2 separate regions of the Homo sapiens genome follow, and region 2 is linked to region 1. Evidence: chromatin loops called from intact Hi-C (ENCODE). Cell type or tissue: OCI-LY7. All regions are shown on one strand.

Region 1 (8,000 bases):
GAACTCCTGGGCTCAAGCAGTCCTCCTGCTTTGGCCTCCCAAAGTGCTGGGACTACAGGTACGCACCACCATGCCTGGCTTGCCCATGTTCTAATTTGATTGTTTTCTTTTTTATGCTGTTGAATTTGAGAGCTCTCTAGTATATATTTTAGATAGTAGTCATTTGTTGGATATGTGCTTTGCAAACCTTTCTTTCTAGTCTGTAGCTTGCCTTTTCACCTTTTTATCTGGCTTTTTTTTTTGAGACGGAGTCTTGCTCTGTCACCCAGGCTAGAGTGCAGTGGCACAATCTCGGCTCACTGCAGCCTCTGCCCGCTGGGTTCAAGCAGTTCTCCTGGCTTAGCCTCCTGGGTAGCTGGGATTACAGGTGCACACCACTACACCCAGCTAATTTTTTTGTATTTTTAGCCATGTTAGCCAGGCTGGTCTTGAACTCCTGACCCCAGGTGATCCGCCTACCTTGGCCTCCCAATGTGCTGGGATTACAGGTGTGAGCCACCGCGCCCGGCCTTTCTCCCCCCCCCTTTTTTTTTAATACGGAATTTTGCTCTTATTGCCCAGGCTGGAGTGCAATGGTGCAATGGTGTGATCTCGGCTCACCTCAACCTCCATCTCCCGGGTTCAAGCGATTCTCCTGCCTCAGCCTCCCGAGTAGCTGGGATTACAGGCATGCGCCACCATGCCTGGCTAATTTTACATTTTTAGTAGAGATGGGGTTTCTCCATGTAGGTCAGACTGGTCTTGAACTCCCAAACTCTGGTGATCCTCCTGCCTCGGCCTCCCAAAGTGCTGGGATTACAGGCATGAACCACCACGCCAGGCCTTACATGGCTCTTTCACAGTGCAAACATAAAGTTTGTCTGCCAATCTTTCCTTTTGTGAATCGGGCTTTTGGTGTCAAGTCTAAGAACTCTTTGCTTTGCCCTAGATCCTGAGGATTATGTTTTACATTTGAATTCATGATCCACTTTGAGTTACATTTTGTACGAGGCATAAGACTTTTAGTTCGAGGCCCATGTTTTTCCTATGGATGCCGATTGCTCCAGTGCCCTTTGTGGAAAGGCTTTCCTTCCTCCTGAAATACTTTTGCACCTTTGTCAAGAAATCCACTGGGCAGATCTGTGTGTGTCTGTTTCTCAGATTCTACATTCTGTTCTGTGCATTACTGTCTGTGCCCGCCCCCTGCCAATACTCCACTGTCTTAACTACTCTAGCTATAGAGTCAGTCTTGAAATCAGGTAGACTGACTCTTTCCACTTTATTATTCTTTTTCAGAATTGTTTTAGCTTCTCTGCCTTTTTTTTTTTTTCCGAAGATGAAGTCTTGCTCTGTCGCTCAGGCTGGAGTGCAGTGGTATGATCTCGGCTCACTGCAGCCTCCGCCTCCCAGGTTCAAGTGATTCTCCTGCCTCAGCCTCCTGAGTAACTGGGATTACAGGCACCTGCCACCATGCCTGGCTAATTTTTGTATTTTTAGTAGTGATGGGGTTTCATCATGTTGGCCAGGCTGGTCTTGAACTCCTGACCTCAGGTGATTCACCCACCTTGGCCTCCCTAAGTGCTGGGATTACAGGTGTGAGCCAGAGTGCCTGGCCCTGTAATACTTAAATTACTAGTGAGATGGAACATTTTCTTTCTAACTTTGCTGCATCTCTTCTTTCTGAATTGCCTCTCTCTTTGCTCATTTTTAATTGAGATGTCTTTTTCCTTGTGATTTGGAAAAGCTCTCTTTTCACTTGCCAAGTCTTCTCCTTCTCTTGGTAACATTTACCTTAGCTCTGCTGTAGAAACCTCTGATGGAGCAGTTGGAGAGAGCTGCCCATCCAGTCCAGGAAGGTTAGACATACCCCAGCGTTTCCCTGATGCCTTTTGAATGTTTTGAGTCAAGTCCCAGTTCTGCCCCGTGCTTGCCACATGACTGAGCCAGGTTATCTCACCCGCAGAATGTGGGCCGGCCTGCTGGGAGGGCTGGGCTCACATTGGGTGATGGTTGTGCAAGGCCTGTGGGGGCCTCTAAGGGGAAGGCAGAAATGGAAGGATTATCAAGCAAGCTCTACTCCGGGCTATGTTTTTGCATCCATATGTTTTTCTAAGTAGGAACTCAGACTGAGATGTGTTTCAGTGTTATATGCCTAACTTCCTGCAAAACTTGGCAGTGGCATTGAAAAACATAGCCATTATGGGGTCTCAGCTTTCCTGGGGAAATGGCAGGTCATCGAAAACACTGGCTTTCAAGTCCATTTATATGCTCAAATTGAGTGTTGCCTTTTGACCTCTTCTGTTTAATAAAATGCTCCAGCACGTCATCACGGACGTGCATTTTCCCAGGCCAGCATATGCATGAGGCTGTCCTGTGGTCCGGTGCACAGCCCTGTGACACCTGGGCTGTCATTACAGGGTGCACAGTAGGTGAGGGTCTGACTCCAGGACCACCTATCCTGGGTGCTTCACTGACTGTTGCTCATTGGCTGTTGTGGTCCTGAGTAGGGCAAACTCAGTTTCCCCACCTGTCAACTGGACTAGTAATATTACCTGCCCTTTAGCGTTGTCGGGAGGATGAGAGGTACTGGATAGGAAACAAGGGATTATAGGTACTTCTCTGAACATTTTACAGTGAAAATGGATTGCTTTCCAAAAGTCATTTTGAACCAAGGCTGATGATCATTGGTTTGTTTTGCACAAGAGCGCGTACTTTGCTAGCAGAGTGAGAGTGAGAGTTTGGGCAGGAGGCAGCCAGGCATGAAGATGTAGGAGGCGTCCTGCCCTCGGCCACGTGCGGGGATCAGAGTTGGGTGAACCCTGCTTAGGAGTCGTTAGAACACAATCCTGAGACAGTTTCTCCTCCGAGGTGGTTCTGCTGGGTTTCTCCATCTCAACTGCTGTTGTCCTGGGTTACAGTTACAGGCGCTTGTGTGAATTGCGGTGTTTTAAAGCCTTCAGAGCAGAAGGATGTGAACTTGTCCTTCTCCTTGTGCCCCTCTCTCTGTCATCCCACTTGTAAATTGTTTCTGGGCTGGAGGATAAGTGAGGAGGCCACAGGAACTTTGCATGTTGTCTCTTAGCATTTTGAGTTAGGAAGAGCAACTGAAAGACCGAGCTGAAAGCTACACTGAACCTCATCAACAATTCACACACTGCAGAGGCGAAGATGGCGTCTTCTCAGCACAGTGGGCTGGGTCAGGAGAACACATCGGGTCAGCTCTGCTGCACTTCCTTCCATTCCTACGGCCATCCTGGTGCCACCTGCAGCCTCTTACGGTGCAGGCCTCATCCCCTGGTGCGTCCCCTCTCTGCTGTTGCCTCGGGCTTGGCCCCAGGCTCACTTTGGGGTCAGACATGGGTGGGCAGCTCCAGAGGCTGCTCTCAGCATACAGAGGGCTCTTTCCCAGTAGCTGTGAATCTTCCTTTTGGGGGCCAAGAGGTCTCTGCACAGGGGCCAGTGACAGACTGCCTGGGGCTGGGGATTTATGTCATTAGCAACATGTGTCTTCAGTTCTGTCGCAATGACATATCAGGGCAGCGTGCAGGTGTGAGTCCATTGTTCCTGGGAAGAAGCCTGGCATAAGAGGAAGTGGCAGTTGGGGCCTGGTGCTGTACCTTCTTTCTTCCCCCTTCTGCTTTTGCATATGCAAAACCTGACATATGTGTAATTAGATCAAAACCTCTGACCACTGTCATTGTTCCAGGTTACCCAGATGGACTCCCGTGGTGATGAGCAATGGTTGAGCCATACTCCCTGGGCTTTCCCTCAGCTGTAGGTCTTTTGAGAGTGACATCCGGTGGTCATCAAGTGTTCGAGCCGGATGAGCCTTTAGCATGGATGGGCAGAGGTTGGAGCTCTGGGCTGTGTCCTTCAGCGACTCTTCTGGATTAGTCCAGGCCTTGTTTCTCTTGGTTGCGGATCTTGTTGCTCATTAGCGCCTGGGAAGTAGAGCAGATATTTAATAACCCTGCATGCCTCAAAGACTGAAACTCTTTTTTTTCCACTGGAATCACAGTAGCTTGGAAACCTCTTTCCCTTGCTTCCCATGAGATTGTTAAAAAACTCGCCTGGGGCTGGGCGTGGTGGCTCATGCCTGTAATCCCAGCACTTTGGGAGGCCAAAGCAGGCGGATCACCTGAGGTCAGGACCAGCCTGGCCAATATGGTGAAACCTCGCTTCTACTGAAAATACAGAAATTAAGTGGGCATGGTGGCACGCACCTGTAGTCCCAGCTACTCGGGAGGCTGAGGTAGGAGAATGGCTTGAATCCAGGAGTCAGAGATTGCAATGAGCTGAGATTGCGCCACTGCTCTCCAGCTTGGGTGACAGAACAAGACCCTGTCTCAAAAAAAAAAAAAAAAACTTGTCTGGAAATGTGCTTCAGATCCAGACCTCTCTGATCATTGGCAGGAAGGGCACCTTTGTCATCTGAAGTGAGGGCCTCTGGAGTCTGTGAACCCATGGCAGGCGATGTGCTGTTTGCTGCCTAGACCTGACCACTGTCACCTTTACTGACAGATGACAAACAGCCTGCCTGCCTTGGCCTCCTTTCTGTGGGTCTTCTTCCTCTGGGGAGACATATTTTGGAAATAAGCTGGAGTTTGAGCCCAGAAGTTGACACAGGTGTGATGGCTGGACACTGTCATCTAACGAGGTTGTAAGATGCTAAGGGTGATAGCCACTCCTTCCTGTACCCCTCACCCAGGAATGGTGTCACTGCCTCCAAGCACGAGGGGGGCAGCCATCTTGGGGCTGCTGTTGCTATACACACTTACCTCCTATGTCTTTTCCATGATGTCTTTGTCTGTTTTAAAATGATGGCTCCTAAATCTCTGGCTTTTCTTGCTTTTTCATGTTATTCTAGTTTTTTCTGCCTTTTCAGTGTTTCCCCCTTTCTTTTCCTCTTTTTTTTTTTTTTGACTTTTTCCCTCTCCCCTTTCAGATCTTTATGCTATTTTCCTTCTATTTTCATTTTGTCATGGTAGTTTTCTCTGTACTTTCACTTCTTTTTTTTTTTTTTTTTTTTGAGACGGAGTCTCGCACCGTCGCCTGGGCTGGAGTGCAGTGGCGCGATCTCGGCTCACTGCAATCTCTGCCTCCCGGATTAATGCAATTCTCCTGTCTCAGCCTCCTGAGTAGCTGGGATTACAGGCGCACACCACCACACCTGACTAATTTTCTGTATTTTTAGTAGAGACGGGGTTTCACTATGTTGGCCAGACTGATCTTGAGCTCCTGACCTCGTGATCTGCCTGCCTCGGCCTCCCAAAGTGCTGTTTGGGATTACAACTTTCACTTCTTTATACATTCACAGGTGTTGGCGTCCCCCAGAGACGCTGACCATAATCCGGGCATTATTATTTTTTTCTTTTTATTTTTGAGACAGAGTTTCACTCTTGTCACCCAGGCTGGAGTGCAGTGGTACGATCTCGGCTCACTGCAACCTCCGCCTCCTGGGTTCAAGCGATTCTCCTGCCTCAGCCTCCCAAGTAGCTGGGATTACAGGTGCATGCCACCACGCCTGGCTAATTTTTGTATTTGTTGTAGAGATGGTGTCTCGCTTTGTCATGTTGGCCAGGTCTCGAACTCCTGACCTCAGGTGATCTGCCTGCCTTGGCCTCACAAAGTACTGGGATTATAGGCGTGAGCCACTGCGCCCGGCCTGGGCATTATTTTTAGCTTCAAATGACCCTTTGTAGCACAACAATATGCAAGTGGTGGGTGCGTATTGGTTCAAATCCAATGACTATAACTGGAAGGAGTCTACGTCCCCCTGGTTTTATTCATTGTGAGAAATCGTACAACAGCAGTCCCAGAATTTGTTGGATAAACACTGTAATCCTGCCCCCAAGATAGTCCTCTTTTCCCTGCCCAGTTCTATTCTCTTTAGCTGTTTACACATCCATTCTGTATAATTAGGTGTCATTGTGCATTCTTCACTTTTATCGCTTATTACATCAGCGGCAGGTTTGTGTGCTCTTTTTTCACCTCACTTACTAAAACACCAACGCACGTAAACTTTTACAGCCAGCATTTCAGGGACTGCATAATTCCCCACCAGGTTGGCACACTCCCCTGGGTGTCCCTCCCCTTCCCTGGGAGACGTCTGGCAGAGCTCAGGACACAGCGGGAAGTGTCTGGACTTGGCCGCCAGCCAGGCTGGATCCAGGTGTGGCCTCTGGTGGCCCCGATTAGCTGCGTGACCCTAGATGGGGAAGTGACCTCCAAACAGCGATGTCTTGGGGCTCTGAGGTGTCGGGAAATGGAATATCTTCAGTGCCAAGCTGAGGACACTGCACTTCCTTCCTTCCCTGGTGGGAACAGTTACTGGCCAGCGCTCTCCGGGCGCGGGCTGGTCAGTGTGCGTCTCTGAGCACTCAGGTAGCTGGAGGAGGATGGATGGGATGGTTGAGAACCAGACCCAGGCCAGGGAAACTGGTCGAAAGCTTGCAGGCCTGGTGATTTATGATAATGCGTGGAAACTTCTTTTCTGATTCCGGAGCCAGAGAACAATCTCAGAGGATAGAGTGTCCTTTCCCTCTGAGCTCTCCAGGAGCTGAAATCCCTTTGCTCAGTGAATGGAAATTGACACTGGGCTGCTGCTGCTGTTTCCTGAGTGACTATATTGTTTGCCCTAGAATCAGGATTTATTAAAGAACATTAAGCTTACTTTTTCTAAATCAGGTAAGCATAATAATATCTGTGTCTGAAGATAAACTGAATTCTGTGTTCAGAGGATGTTTAAAGTGCATGCATTTTGACTCTAACTATCATCATATATTTTGGTCATGACAAAATTGAGGGGGCAACCCTTTTTTTCCCCAAGGGGTTGTGTTCACTTTTGACCAATATCTGTGGTTTCATTTACAGATTCCCACTGGAAATTCGTTGTATGAATCTTATTACAAGCAGGTAAGTTTAGCTGATGTCTCTTCAGATGGAACTAGAGCATGCCTGAGCTGAAAGCACAGTACAGAATAGAAGCCCGGCTGAGCGGCCTTTTGTCCTTTTCTGTTCACTGTCAGCGGATAGTTAGCGTGGCGGGTGCCACTTCACCTGCTGCTGCATTTGCTGAAAAGTTATTTTGCCTCTTGGTCTCCCATTTCAGGTCGATCCGGCATACACAGGGAGGGTGGGGGCGAGTGAAGCTGCGCTTTTTCTAAAGAAGTCTGGCCTCTCGGACATTATCCTTGGGAAGGTATGTGAAGATGAATAGTGATTTCTCTTCTGTGGCTGCCCTCACAGCTCCCCCCGCAGGTCAGGGCCAGCCTGTGCAGGCCTCCTTCCATGGGGCCCGGCCTCCTGGGTAGTGGCCTGGTCGCTGCAGACCTCTCAGGCTGCAGCTGGTGGATCCAAATGCCCAGGTGGCAGCCCCCACCACTACTTTGGTAGCAGATAAGAAACCCGAGTACTTTTGGGGTCTTGATAGCTTGTGGACTTTTTTTTTTTTTTTTTTTTTTGAGACAGAGTTTCGCTCTTGTTGCCTAGGCTGGAATGCAGCGGCGCGATCTCGGCTCACTGCAACCTCCTCCTCCCGGGTTCAAGTGATTCTCCTGCCTCAGCCTCTTGAATAGCTGGGATTACAGGCACATGCTACCACACCCGGCTAATTTTTTTTTTGAGACAGTCTCGCTCTGTCGCCCAGGCTGGAGTGCAGTAGCGTGATCTCAGCTCACTGCAAGCTCCACCTTCTGGGTTCACGCCATTCTCCTGCCTCAGCCTCCCGAGTAGCTGGGGCTACAGGCACCTGCCACCACGCCCGGCTAATTTTTTGTATTTTTAGTAGGGACGGGGTTTCACTGTGTTAGCCAGACTGGTCTCGCACTCCTGACCTCAGGTGAATCGCCCACCTTGGCCTCCCAAAGTGCTGGGATTACAGGCGTGAACCACCGCGCTTGGCCACTTGCGGACTTTAGTTGGGGGAAGAAGGGTGTCATAAACACCATTGGCTTGGGAGCTGAGTGCACCTGGATGTCCTCTGGGCCCTGCCGCTGACTGGCTGTGCGCCCCTGGGCAGA
Region 2 (8,000 bases), 290 kb after region 1:
GCAGAAAGAGGACCTCAGATTGTAGTTTGAATTTTAATCTCGGTGTTGCAAAAGCACTGGAAAGGTTTAAAGCACCAAGCTGTAGGATCGCATTCTCATTCTAGAAGGAGCCTCCTCTGGAAGCTGTTGACCACCTCCACTCCTGCCCCTCAGCCAGGTGGGAGGTGCCAGCCTCCTGTCATATACATACCTCCTCAGGGGCAGACACCGGGCAGGCAGCTTCCTCGGCCACTGCGTTGGAGTAGAGGAAGAGATCCTCGTAATCCACGTTTGCGGGATCCTTCTGCAGGGCGGAAGGGGCCTGTAGCTCAGCACTAGGGAGGGGGAAAGGTCCTGCACGGACCCTGGAAGGCAGGTCTCAGGGACCATCCCTTGAATAGCAGTTTCTTAGTACCTAGGCCACGCCCACTAAGCGTTATAAGAAAATATGCCCCACCCACAGCCATTTCTTAGGGATTGGGACACACCCACTGAGCCTTCTAAAGAAAGATGCCCCGCCCATAGCACGTTCTTGGGAGCTAGGCCACACCCACTGAGCCTTCTAAGGAAAGATGCCCCGCCCACAACAGTTTCTTGGGCGCTAGGTCAGGCCCACTGAGTCCTATAAGGAAAGATGCCCCACCCACAGCAGTTTCTTGGGAGCTAGGCCACACCCACTGAGCCTTCTAAGGAAAGATGCCCCACCTACCACAATTTCTTGGGAGCTAGGCCAGGCACACCAAGCCCTATAAGGAAAGATGCCCTGCCCACAGCAGTTTCTTGGGGACTAGGCAACACCCACTGAGCCTTCTAAGGAAAGATGCCCCGCCCACAGCAGTTTATTGGGAGCTAGGCCACACCCACTGAGCCTTCTAAGGAGAGATAACCCCCCTCAGCAGTTTCTTAGGGGCTAGGCCACGCCCACTGGGCCTTCTAAGGAAACATGCCCTGCCCACAGCAGTTTATTGGGAGCCAGGCCACCCACTGAGCCTTCTAAGGAAAGCGTATTGGGAGCCAGGCCACGCCCACCGAGCTTCTAAGGAAAGATGCTCCACCCACAGCAGTTTATTGGGAGCCAGGCCACACCCACTGAGCCTTCTAAGGAAAGATGCTCCACCCACAGCAGTTTATTGGGAGCCAGGCCACACCCACTGAGCCTTCTAAGGAAAGCGTATTGGGAGCCAGGCCACGCCCACCGAGCCTTCTAAGGAAAGATGTCATTCCTTCAGATGAGCCAAGATTATACCTGGCACATGAACCCTTATAAAAAATCAGCCTGTTGACATGGGCCTGGAGGGCGGAGCCATGGGGAAGCAGGAACCACAACGGAGACCGCTGTGGGGGGCAGAGGGACTACTGGGGTGGGGCCGGAGGGGCCAAGGACCATGAGAGTGACAGAATCAAGAGGAGCTGATGGGGGCGTGGGAAACAAAGGGGTCTGGGGGGCTTGGCCCCAAGGAAATGGCTGTGAACCTTGTGGGTCCCCGCCCTCACCTGCCTGCAGGGCTGTGTCAGCAGCTCCCTGCGCGGCTCAATTGGCTTCTGCTGGTGGAAGGTGACCAGGGCGTCCAGCGAGGTGTGGGCCACCTTCTCCCCGGGGATCATGAAAGTCCCATCATCCAAGAGCTTCACCATGAAATGGCAGCAGCTGCTTTGGGCTCTGCGGAGACACTGCGGGGGCTGGGACATCCTACTCCCCCTCATCCCTGCCCCAAGTCCCCAGCCCTTGGGCCGGCAGCGTCACTGCTACAGCCAGACTACCCCAGGTTCCCATGCAGGCTTCTTCACTCACTGGCCATGCAACACCCAGCAGGTTACTAACCTCGCTGTGCCTCAGTTTCCCCCATTTATAACACAGGAGTACAAAGGCTGGCCTCAGATAAAACATGCCACTACGGACAAAAGCTTCACTCATTGCTTGGCTAGCAGCTCCCGTTCTCAGATCCACAGCCTCAGTTACTGCTGCTTTCTGAGAAGCTATGACATGAAGCACCCCTTGCCCCCTCCAAGGAAACCCAAGAGCCCACCTGCCCCTGCCCTGGATCCCGGCCCAGGCCTTACTTGTAGGAGAGTGTGTAGCCCACATGGCTGTGACTGACCCTGATGAGAAAGGATCCCAGTGGCTGTGACTCCAGCAAGTTCTCAGCATCCCTGGAAGGGCACACACAGAAAGGAAATGAAACAGTCCAGCCGCCCCACGTACCAGTTAGACTCCTGGGGCCATGGGATCATTCATGGAGAAGGCTGGTAGTTTTCATTTTTCTTTTTTCCTTTTTTTTTTTTTTGAGACAGAGTCTCGCTCTGTCCCCCCGGCTGGAGTGCAGTGGCGCGATCTCAACTTACTGCAAGCTCCGCCTCCCGGATTCACGCCATTCTCCTGCCTCAGCCTCCCAAGTAGCTGGGACCACAGGCGCCAGCCACCACGCCCGGCTAATTTTTTGTATATTTTAGTAGAGATGGGGTTTCACTGTGTTAGCCAGGATGGTCTCGATCTCCTGACCTCGTGATCCGCCCACCTCGGCCTCCCAAAGTGCTGGGATTATAGGTGTGAGCCACCGTGCCCGGCCTCTTTTTTCCTTTTTTTTTTTTTTTTTGTTGAGACAGAGTCTCGCTCTGTCTCCCAGGCTGAGTGCAATGGCGTGACCTTGGCTTACTGCAGCCTCAACCTCCTGGGTTCAGGTGATTCTCTTGCCTCAGCCTCCTGAGTAGCGGGGATTACAGGCGCCCGCCACCATGCCCAACTTTTTTTTTTTTTTTTTAGTAGAGACAGGGTTTCACCATGTTGGCCAGGCTGGTCTCAAACCCCTGTCCTCAAGTGATCCGCCTGCCTCAGCCTCCCAAAGTGCTGGGATTACAGGTGTGAGCCACTGTGCCCGGCCTGTTTTCTAAATGAACAAACACCCCAAACCCATCTTTTTTTTTTTTTTTTTTTTTTTTCAGCTGTGGCAGACCTTGGGCTATTCAGGGATTAGGGATGTTCCCCCCGAGGAGCTAGGAGGCGTCTGATGACCTTGATCTCAGGCCAGACCTCCTCCCATCTCCCACAGCCCCTTCCCAATGCCTGGAATCCCCCGATTAAGGCACCTTTGGGTGGATCAAGGTGTCACAAGTAACAAAGAAGGACCTGTATGCTCAGATGCATTCGAGTTCATAACCCAGCTCTACTGTCCATCAGCTGTGTGACCTCAGGCAATCGTCTCTCCCTTTCTGACCTTCAGCTTCCTCAAGGGGAGAGTAAACTCCACTTCCAAGGCTGCTGTGAGAACAGAAAGAACTTGCAACATAAGCATGACAGCTGCTACCTGGTAAGTGCTCCCAAAATGTTTGCTGTTATTATTACTATTATTCTCTCTCTCTCTCTTTTTTTTTTTTTTTTTGAGTTGGAGTTTTGCTTTTGTTGCCCAGGCTGGAGTGCAATGATGCAATCTTGGCTCACTGCAACCTCTGCCTCCCAGGTTCAAGCTATTCTCCTGCCTCAGCCTCCCAAGTAACTGGGATTACAGGTACCCGCAACCACGCCCAGCTAATTTTTTGTATTTTTAGTAGAGACGGGGTTTCACCATGTTTGCCAGGCTGGTCTCGAGCTCCTGACCTCTGGTGATCCGCCCGCCTCGGCCTCCCAAAGTGCTGGGATTACAGGCGTGAGCCACCGAAATCAGTCTATTTTCTATATTATTACCATTATTATCTGGAGTTCACAGAGAGGAAGGCCGCCTTCTGTGGGACAAGCTGGGGAGACTTTGGTCCTGCACTGTTCAATACAGAGGCCACTGGCCTTTTGTACTGATTTCCAAAACAACACAAAAAAGGAACATATGCTGTTTCATGAATTGTTTTTTGTTTTTGAGACAGGGTCTTACTCTATCACTCAGGCTGGAGTGCAGAGATGCAATCATAACTCACTGAAACCTTGAATTCCTGGGCTCAAGAGATCCTCCCACCTCAGCCTCCTGAGTAGCCAGAACCACAGGCATGTTCCACACGCCTGGCTAATTTTTTTAATTTTTTTTTTTTTTTGAGCTGGAATCTTGCTCTGTCACCCAGGCTGGAGTGCAGTGGCATGATCTCTGCCTGCAGGGTTCCAGCAAGTCTCCTGCCTCAGCCACCCGAGTAGCTGGGATTACAGGCACGTGCCACCGTGCCCAGTTAATTTTTTTTTTTTTGAGACGGAGTTTTACTCTTGTTGCTCAGCCTGGAGTGCAGTGGCACGACCTCAGCTCACTGCAATCTCCGCCTCCTGGGTTCAAGTGATTCTGCTGCCTCAGCCTCTCGAGTAGCTGGGATTACAGGCATGCGCCACCACGCCTGGCTAATTTTGTATTTTCAGTAGACACAAGGTTTCACCATGTTGTCCAGGCTGGTCTCAAACTCCTGACCTCAGGTGGTCTGCCAGCCTCGGCCTCCCAAAGTGCTGGGATTACAAGCATGAGCCACTGCACCCAGCCTAAAATTCCTTTTAGAGATGGAGTCTCACTATGTTGTCCAGGCCAGCCTTGAACTCCTGGGCTCAAGCGATCCTCCCGCCTCAGCATTCCAAGTAGCTGGGATTAAAGGTAAGTGCCAGTGCAGCCAGCTGCTTCTTTTAATATAACTACTAAAATTTTTTTAAATTGCAATGTGCAACTCATGTTATATTTCTGTTATTCAGCAAGGCCCCAGAGCTCAGAAACCATGACCAATACTACTTCCTCTCTGTGGCCTTCACAGAATTTTCTCAATTTCCTGCATGCAGAGAGTGGCCATAAATATTTTTTCCTCCATTTAGTTAGAGCCGGGCCCACATCCTCAGAGCTCACAGTCTGAGGTAGAAAGGGCACATTGGGGCCAGGCACGGTGGCTCATGCCTGTAATCCCAGCACTTTGGGAGGCCGAGGCCGGCAGATCACTTGAGGTCAGGAGTTTGAGACTAGCCTGGCCAACATGGTGAAACCTCGTCTCTACTAAAAATACAAATATTAGCCGGGTGCGGTGGTGCATGCCTGTAGTCCCAGCTACTCATGAGGCAGGAGGATTGCTTGAACCCAGGAGATAGAGGCTGCAGTGAGCCGAGATCGCGCCACTACACACCAGCCTGGGCAACAGGAGCGGAACTCTGTCTCAAAAAAAAAAAATAGAAAAAGAAAAAAAAAGAAAGGGCACATTGGTTGTATCCTGATGGGTTGAGAGCAGCTGCTTGGAGTACTGTGTTCAGAAAGATTCTGGCCGGGTGCGGTGGCTCACGCCTGTAATCCCAGCACTTCGGGAGGCCGAGGCGGGTGAATCACTTGAGGCCAGGAGTTTGAGACCAGCCTGGCCAACATGGTGAAACCCTATCTCTACTATAAACACAAAAATTAGTCAGGCTTGGTGGCATGTGCCTGTAATCCCAGCTACTTAGCAAGTTGAGGCGGAAGAATCACTTGAGTCCGGGAGGCAGAGGTTGCAGTGAGCCAAGATTGCACCACTGCACTCCAGCCTGGGTGACAGAGTGAGACCCTGTCTCAAAAAGAAAGAGAGAAAGATTCTGAGGCTGCATGCTGCCATCGTTGATTGGTAATGCTTGGCCTGGGCGAGGTGTGGGGTGCTGCCAGGTCCCTGGCAGTGCTGGTCTGTTGGCCACTTGTATAGAGAAAGCTGAGGCTCAGAGAGAGCAAGTAACTTGCCCCAGGTCACACAGTGAGCCCAAAGAGGTGGCAGGATTCAAGCCTGGGAGCCTGGAGCTCATTTTAGCCTCTTGCCACACTGAGCTGAGCCAAGTCCAGAATTCTGCAGTTAAAAGCTGCCCAGGGTAGGGACAGACAAGGACAGGGTGGGGAGGGCAGGGTGGAGGGTGTGGGTGTGTCCTCACTCTCTTGAGATTGCACCATGGAACCACTCGGGGACCCCGTCTTGGGCCAGCTGGCCCATCTGGGTGTGCACAAACCAGTCCAGCCGTGGGGGTAGCGGTAGGGGCAGCTTCCCGGCCTCTGTCATAGCTTCCTGGGGTGGAGGGAAGGTCACCTGGGTAGAGAAGGGAGGGAAGACAAGAATCAAGCTTGATGCACCTCTTATCTTTGCTCTATTCTTGAAGCTTGTGGTGCCTCCTCCTTTGAGAAGTCCTCCAGGGTGGACAGAGCAATGGACTTAAAACTGGCTTGTGGCTGGGTGTGACGGCTCACATGTGTAATCCCAGCACTTTGGGAGGCCAAGGTGGGAGGATTGCTTGAGCCCAGGAGTTCCAGACCAGCCTGGGCAACATAGTGAGACCCCCATCTCTACAAAAAATTAAAAAATTTGGCCAGGTGCGGTGGCTCACGCCTGTAATCTCAGCACTTTGGGAAGCCAAGGTGGGTAGATCACCTGAGGTCAGGAGTTTGAGACCAGCCCGGCCAACATCATGAAACCCTGTCTCTACTAAAAATACAAAAATTAGCTGGGTGTGGTGGTGGGCACTTGTAATCCCAGCTACTCCGGAGGCTGAGGCAGGAGAATCACTTGAACCCGGGGGGCAGAGGTTGCAGTGAGCCAAGATCATGCCACTGTGCTCCAGCCTGGGCGACAGAGTGAGACTCCTCAAAAAATAAATAAGCAAATAAATCAATAAAATAAAATTTAAAAATTAGCTGGGTGTGGTGGTGCATGCCTGTAGTCCCAGCTACTCAGGAGGCTGAGGTGGGAGGATCCCTTGAGCTCAGGAGGATATGGCTGCAGTGAGCTGTGGTTGTGCCACTGCACTCCAGCCTGGGGAACAGAGCAAGACCATGTTTCAAAAACAACAACAACAAAAAACTGGCTTGTGTGGCTGGGCGTGGTGGCTCACGCCTGTAATCCTAGCACTTTGGGAGGCCAAGGCAGGTGGATTACCTGAGATCAGGAGTTCAAGACCAGCCTGGGCCACGTGGTGAAACCCTGTCACTACAAAAATACAAAAATGAGCTGGGCACAGCGGCCTGTGCCTATAATCACAGCTACTTGGGAGGCTGAGGCACGAGAATCACTTGACCCCAGGAGGCGGAGGCTGCAGTGAGCCGAGATTGCACCACTGCACTCCAGCCTGGGCAACAGAGTGAGACTCCGTCTCAAAACAAAACAAAACAAAACAAAACAAAAAAAAAACCACTGGCTTGTGATTTTTTGGGCACCTACTATGTGCCTGATAGTTTTTACACATTCATTCATTGGCTCATCCCCAAAGGCCTTCAAGGACTTTTCCTTTTATTCTTCTTATGCCATTGTGTTTTTTTTCTTTTTTTTTTTTTTTGAGACAGGGTCTCACTCTGTCACCCAGGCTGGAGTGCAGTGGCCCCATCTTGGCTCACTGCAGCCTCGACCTTCTTCCCTCAAGTGATTCTCCCACCTCAGTCCCCCAAGTAGCTGGGACCACAGGCATGTGCCACCACGCCTGGCTAATTTTTGTATTTTTGTAGAGATGGGGTTTCACCTTGCTGCCCACATTGGTCTCAAACTCCTGGACTCAAGAAATCCACCTGTGTCAGCCTCCCAAAGTGCTAGCATTACAGGTGTGAGCCATTGTGCCCAGCCTTTTATGCCATTATTGCAAGGACTAGAAAGTTCATTTTATAAATAAATGTTTTGAAATTTAAGAATAGAGTATTTAGAGCTGGGCATGGTGGTTCACGCCTGTAATCCCAGCACTTTGGGAGGCTGAGGCAGGTGGATCACCTGAGGTCAGGAGTTCGAGGCCAGCCTGGCCAACATGGTGAAACCCCATCTCTACTAAAAATACAAAAATTAGCCAGATGAGGTGGTGGGTGCCTGTAATCCCAGCTACTCAGGAGGCTGAGGCAGGAGAATTGCTAGAACTCAGGAGGCAGAGGTTGCAGTGAGCCAAGATCGCGCCATTGCACTCCAGCCTGGGGGGCAGAGTGAGACTCCATCTCAAAAAAAAAAAAAAGAGTAGAGTATTTAAATATTAAGTAAATATCAAGGCCCCTGGAGGAATAAGGAAATGACAAAATGGCAAGTGAACGAAATAAACAGCTGACCCAACGGTGGTGGTCAAAAAGGGTTGCCCTGATTTCTTTCTTTCTTTTTTTTTGAGA

Evidence for each region. Hi-C counts contacts between places; a loop is a spot of excess contacts. Peaks named below come from ENCODE experiments on the same cell type or tissue, not always from the same donor. Only the 100,000 strongest peaks of a DNase experiment are listed, where the experiment ranks them.
Region 2: it touches region 1 in a loop (5-fold over the local background); 3 of 110 quality-filtered maps call a loop at or near these places.

Annotation. Positions count from the first base shown.
Region 1 is chr19:16,441,072-16,449,071 of GRCh38, reverse strand. EPS15L1 (epidermal growth factor receptor pathway substrate 15 like 1) reads left to right here. Exons shown (of 24, transcript NM_001258374.3): 2 at 6,853-6,894; 3 at 7,091-7,180. Among named protein-coding and RNA genes, the nearest start is that of EPS15L1, 27 kb to the left of the region's middle. RefSeq lists enhancers at 3,122-3,181, 3,292-3,371, 3,106-4,305, 4,408-4,587, 7,010-7,510 and 1 more. In OCI-LY7, CTCF peaks have their summits at 7,023 and 7,226 (motif pointing left); DNase peaks (open chromatin) are centred at 1,951, 2,751, 3,531, 5,291 and 3 weaker places; H3K4me3 peaks cover 5,907 bases; H3K27ac peaks cover 7,934 bases.
Region 2 is chr19:16,146,682-16,154,681 of GRCh38, reverse strand. It overlaps HSH2D (hematopoietic SH2 domain containing), which reads right to left. Exons shown (of 6, transcript NM_001382417.1): 2 at 5,807-5,958; 3 at 2,041-2,130; 4 at 1,474-1,639; 5 at 191-283. The coding sequence starts at 5,931. Among named protein-coding and RNA genes, the nearest start is that of HSH2D, 7.0 kb to the right of the region's middle. In OCI-LY7, no CTCF peak of the experiment used is centred here; DNase peaks (open chromatin) are centred at 551, 831 and 4,701; H3K4me3 peaks cover 1,577 bases; H3K27ac peaks cover 3,730 bases.